2 separate regions of the Homo sapiens genome follow, and region 2 is linked to region 1. Evidence: chromatin loops called from intact Hi-C (ENCODE). Cell type or tissue: PC-3. All regions are shown on one strand. Each heading gives the region's core, and the rest is flanking DNA. Links, peaks and the distances in the headings are about the cores only.

Region 1 (2,922 bases), core at 274-2,773:
CTTCAAAAGAAATGTAAACTAGTTAGCAGGAAACATGTTATCATATCTGCCAGTATCAGCTTTCAATGTAGGTAATTTATTTATGCATTTACTTGCTAATTTTTTCAAACATATTTGCTTATGAAATAATGTTCGATTGAATTAATGGATACTGCCTTTCAATATTGGAAGTGTTATTTTTCATTAAAACAAAAACAACTCTAGTGTCCTGTTTTGACAACATCCCATACATAGATGAAAACTGTTTTATCCACCCAAACCCCATATTTTTTGAGAAAAAAATCACTAGAAATCCAAAAATCAAACCAGAATGAGTTTAGAAACCTCACTGATGTGTCTCTATGAATAGAAGAAATTGTGTCATCTTTTCTCCAAGATGACTGTGGCATCAAAGTGACTGTTAATCCCTATCTGCCTCTCTAGAACTTGGGTGAAGGCAGCTGGCATCCTCTTTCATTTTGCATATTAGAACCACGAGGCTCTGATTAGCAGCTGGGCCTGGATTGCAACTCAGAGCTCCTGAAGACAGAAAGACACTGAGGAGGCGGCATGGAGACTTGGGTGTAAAATGCCAGTGCTATGTGCCCCAAATGCTTGAGAGCTGCTGGGCTGGAGAGCCTGTGAAGCATTGTGTGCAGTGGGCCTCATCATATCATTGGGAGGATTTGGGGTCTGAAAGTGGGTGAGGCCTGTGTTTTCTCCATTATGTATGAGGCAGTGATGAAGGTGTTAGTGAAGGAAAGTGAAAGCTAATTCTAGAAACAAAAGAACAGTGGGTAAGAGCCCAGGCTCAAGTGCCTTAAGCGCCCTTAACCTAACGGGCCAGGAATGAAGGGACGTGAAGGAGGCAGGTGGGTGGGATGAGGAAGAGCAAGGACCTCTAGCTCTCACCTTGTCACTTCTGAGCTCTGAGGAGAGTTGGAAGAGGAGAGGTTGTGGCAGAAAATCACTTTCAAAGGAGCGGCCTCATGTGGGAAACCAGCAGGGGCTTCCTCCTGAGTAGAGGTCCTTCCACAAAGGCGATGCCTGGTCACCAGGTTTCTTAATTTCCTGGGCACTTTATTTATTTGACAGTCTCAATAAAACATGCTTCTGAGGGAGTCATTAGAAAGTGCAGGTAACACTCCCTTAAATTCTGGATAGTGTGCCTAATGAGTTTCAAGGGTTATTTTTAAAGTCGATGAGAAATAATTCAATTGAAGGTAATTGGCCATTTAGATGGATTCTAATTGGGCCCTGGGTGAATTTCTTTGGGGGCATGCTGCCCTCTAGGGGTGGAGGCACAGTGCTCGGAGGGAAGGAAGTGTTTTGAGTTTTCATAAAAATGGTTCAATCTTTCGATATAAAGTATCACTATTCTAAAGGCCTTAAAGCAATATCAGATCGATATACTCTTTTTCCCTTTATTTCTTTTTCTTTTCTCTCTTTTTAAGATTTGCTGTATGTCATGAAGTGGGGTCAGAACAGAGAGAAAATGTGCAGGCATATTAAAAACTCTAATCGCCCATTTTCTCATTATTCAGTGCAAGTCTCTTAACCTTTTACTGGGTGGCTACTTTGTGTGGGCCCTCCCGCATGCATGCCTTTTCAGAGTAAGGCATTTAATTTTTGCCTCAATTTTACTGACATATTAAAGACCGCGAAGCCAGGCAACTGCAGAACCTCTATTTGAACCCGTGTTTTCTTATTCCAGAATCAGTGCACCTTCAATTTTGCCACCAGCAAAACACAACTGGCTTTCCCTTAGCTTTTCAAACAACTGGTTATTGGACTGTTTTATGCTTCCAACTTTCTACAGTAATCACGAATTGAGTTTTTATTTTAATAAAGGAAAAGACTTATAGATAAATATTTGACAACCATACATTTTATCATTTGGCAACACTTTTATTCAAAACTTCAATTTTGCTAACACACGTAGAGAGAAAAACAAATACGAAAATTCGTGTCATACTACAGGCCAAGAGCCAGAGAGAAATTTAAGTTCTAAAGGTTCAGGGACTAGGCCAGAAAAACTTATAATAATAGGAACTAAAACTGGAGATACAGGGTAGGCTGTAAGAAAACCAGCATTAAATAATTAAACAGTAAAATTCTGATCTCCTGCAGCTGTGGTGCTTAATACACCATAGGAGGACAGATGAGAGAATCTTAGACCTTTCCAGGTAGGACCTGTGTTCCATGCCCGGAGGGTGCTCCCAGCTAGAACACTTGTCCTTTCCCCTCCGCCCCACCCCCAGCCCACACTAAACAACATCAGCAACAAAAATAAGGAGCACACAACCTAGATCCCTCACATGCACAGTTCACAGTAGGATTCATGCCCCTGTGAGAATCAAATGCTGCTGCTTATCTGACAGGAGGTGGAGCTCAGGCGGTAATGCCAGCGATGGGGATCAGCTGTAAATACCGATGAAGCTTCACTCACTCACCTGCCCGCTGCTCACCTCCTGCTGTGCGGCCCAGTTCCTAATAGACCATGGACTGGTACTGGTCTGGGGCCTGGGGGTTGGGGACCCCTGCCCTAACTTTTAGCAAGTGCTTGCCTAAACTACAGTCACTTAAATCTGCCTTTAACTTGATATCTATTATTCCTATCTCTGGCTGGTGCTGGCAGATTTGATATCAAGAATTTATAGTCAAATATATTTCCCAAATTCTGGTTAGTAACACATAATAACAAGGAAGAGGCCTACCATTCCCAGTGACCACCCCCATATACCATCCAGAGTGCATGCACACCAGCTTGATTGCTTTTCTGATGAGGGAACTGATGTTATCAGCGATGTTCACAATTTCTGAAAACATTTTCTTGAAATGGGCAAAGCAATGCTGACAAGGTTCCAAACAAGAGAAATCTAAAAGTGTAGAGTCCCCTCCTTTTACAAAAGGAACTGCTAGAGGAAGAAAAACATCTGTCAT
Region 2 (2,922 bases), core at 307-2,806, 390 kb after region 1:
GCAGATATAGAATGACTGGATAGGTCATTTGATCTTGCTTCTGAGACTGAACTTAAAAACCTGTTTCAGATTAAACAGCATTTCATTGCTTTCTTTTTTCTTTTTTTCACACAAAAATACTCCTACAGATTAAAAGAAACCATCAGAATGGAAGTAAAAGAATTATGCAGTATATATTATATCTACATAGGTCCGGAAAGTTCCTGAAATTTACTCAAGCTTTACTCAAAATATTGACACTATTTAGTATCAAACCAAACTCCGGGAGTACACAGAGGGCCTTCCTACAATGCATGTGATCAGGGACAGCAATGATCTTATCCCATAATATATCACAAAACAGTGGAAAAAAATCATCTCATATTTTTAGAAATCATGCTCTTATTAGCTCAAATATATAGTTTAGGCAGTCAACATTTTGTGGCTTCCATCATTTTCAAAGATTATGCTGCACAAAATTGTATAGAGAGTATTTTGACTTACACATTGACTTTTTTAAATATAGGAGTGATTGTAGCAATAGCATTGATTGTAGCTTTAATTTACATTATCAAGAAAACTACACCAAATAAATTCAAATTATATTTATATAATTTTGATATAAATCTTGAATCAGATAAGTCTCAACATTTAATAAATGTTTTTACCACATTAATTTGCATTTTAACAGTATTTTCCGCACAGAAAATCTGTGATGCATATTTAATTATGGCATGGAATTTTTTATTATACTTTCTTATGTAGTTTAGAATATATAAAATTAAATATAATTATACTTTTGTTCACAGAATAATTTTAAATGCTATTCTTCATTAATGGTCAAAATATTAACTGCTAATTATTGAAAAATTCAAATTTTTATCTCAAGAAGTAAATTAAAAATACAGAAACTGAAAAGTATACAATAAAATACTTAAATACATAATTTTAGAGGTTGTGTGAAAATAGTGTCTTTATTTGAAATATTCTGAAATAAACATTTTTTCAAATGTTTAAATAAATTTTTTTTAAATAAACTTAGAACATGTAATTAGATGAAGCAAAATCAATGATACATCAAATTACATGCACATCATCAGAGGAGAAATAATTGTATCAATGTAAAAAGCTAAACCTAAAATAACAAAACTGGTAAAATTTTGTTCTTATGACTCCGGAAATATGCCATCACCACTTTATATTTATTTTTATTACACGTGTTTAATTTTCAATTAGTTAGACTATTATTCATTCTCTTACAATTAACACCGAGCTTAAGAGTTTGAACTAAAAAAAAAAATCACCTAGCTGTTTCTAATGACTTAAATTCATTATACCTTCAATTCTTTTTGAAACTGAAATTCTTCGCGATTAGAAAGCCAAGTGTCCTGAGAATATTTTTGCTTAAATCTAGTCCAATTTCTGAAACAATATAAATACACAAAAATATGCCATACATGCAAGGTACACGTTCTTAAAGAAGCTGGAAGCTTCGCTGAACTATCTTGGGACAAGAACTAAGCAGGGAGCAGAACCGTGCTGGCACCTAGTGGCGGACGGCGGTAGGACAGTTGTCTACCTTGGCTCTCAGGCACGTTGGGAGAACACATTTTAATTATTTTAATCTATGCTTTCTATCACACATATTTGAAAGGAAGATAAATGAAAAGTATCTGGAGTAATTAATCCTAACTATGCAACCAAATGTTATGATTTTAATTTTATGCAAGGACAGAAAGAAAATTTGGAGGGGTAGAAGTGGTGGAGAGGAAAAAGACCAGCTGTGGTGAAAAATATAACGTGGTGAAAAGACTTGTGCAATTTTCTTTTCCCTTGATATGTTCTGCCAAAGCTGGTCACACTAGTCTGTTCTCCATCAAGCAAAGAATTTTGATGAAATCAAGTGACCGGCTGTTTGTGAAGTTCAGTCTGTATTTGGGACATAAGTAACCAAATAGTACTTATACTACTTATACACTAAATTTGGAGTTTTCAAACTAAAATATTATGTGCAGAGGTATAGTTATTTTTCCTTCATGGCACTTTTTAGTAGGAGGGTAAATTTAGATTTGAGCCCCTCCCCTAGTCCACCCCCATCTTTTGGGACTGGGGAAGGTATGGTTCCAGTAGAGAGCTGCTTCTGCCTTAGAAGGCAATGAGTCAGAAACGCAAATCTGAGCAAAGGCGGAATTACTACTACATGCCAGAGAGAGTCACACATCAGTCAAGTCCACCAAGTGAACTCTATAGTCTTCCCAATTGTGAGACTCTATGATTTGCTGAAGAAAGAATTCTATTATATTTTCCTACATAGGGAGATAGATTTTAGTCACTGTCCCTGTGTTTAAGACTGAGTCTCACTCTGTCACCCAGGCTGAAGTGCAGTGGTGCAATCTCAACTCACTGCAGCTCTCTGCCTCCCGGGTTCAAGTGATTCTCCTGCCTCAGCCTCCCGACTAGCTAGAATTACAGGCACGCTCCACCACACCCGGCTAATTTTTGTATTTTTAGTAAAGACACCCTTTCACCATGTTGGCCAGGCTGGTCTTGAGCTCCTGGCCTCATGTGATCTGCCCGCCTTGGCCTCCCAAAAGTGCTGGGATTACAGGCATAAGTCACCGCACCTGGCCCTAGGCTTGTTTTGTATCATGTCTTAGACATGTAGGGGTTTATTTCAGAGCACACAAATGAACTATTCTAAGTATTCACACTATTGGAGGGCTGCTTCTGTCCCTCTGAGTCCCTGCCCTGCTGCTATATGTAAGACCAAGATGAACTGCCCCTGGTAAATCGGTCCTTGTGAAAGTCTGGGGAAATGCCAGGTAACCCAGTGACAGTTCCACTTGGCTCTTTGTAGCTTACACAGTACCAAACCTGAGAGAGCACTGCAAAGTCAGGTCAGGAAGGTTTCGCCAAGGCTTGGAAATAAGAACAGGGTATGAG

Evidence for each region. A loop is a pair of places that touch in the nucleus more often than their neighbours do. Peaks named below come from ENCODE experiments on the same cell type or tissue, not always from the same donor. Only the 100,000 strongest peaks of a DNase experiment are listed, where the experiment ranks them.
Region 2: a loop joins it to region 1, with 8 times the contacts of the local background. A loop is called at or near these places in 48 of 110 quality-filtered maps.

Annotation. Positions count from the first base shown.
Region 1 is chr14:36,555,737-36,558,658 of GRCh38, forward strand. All of the region lies in intron 1 of LOC105370453 (a long non-coding RNA gene), which reads left to right. Among named protein-coding and RNA genes, the nearest start is that of NKX2-8, 25 kb to the right of the region's middle. RefSeq lists a silencer at 773-929. In PC-3, for the core only: a CTCF peak has its summit at 1,275 (motif pointing left); no DNase peak of the experiment used is centred there.
Region 2 is chr14:36,940,884-36,943,805 of GRCh38, forward strand. All of the region lies in intron 1 of SLC25A21 (solute carrier family 25 member 21), which reads right to left. Among named protein-coding and RNA genes, the nearest start is that of MIR4503, 10 kb to the right of the region's middle. In PC-3, for the core only: CTCF peaks have their summits at 1,535 (motif pointing left) and 1,738; DNase peaks (open chromatin) are centred at 1,498 and 2,178; H3K27ac peaks cover 1,257 bases.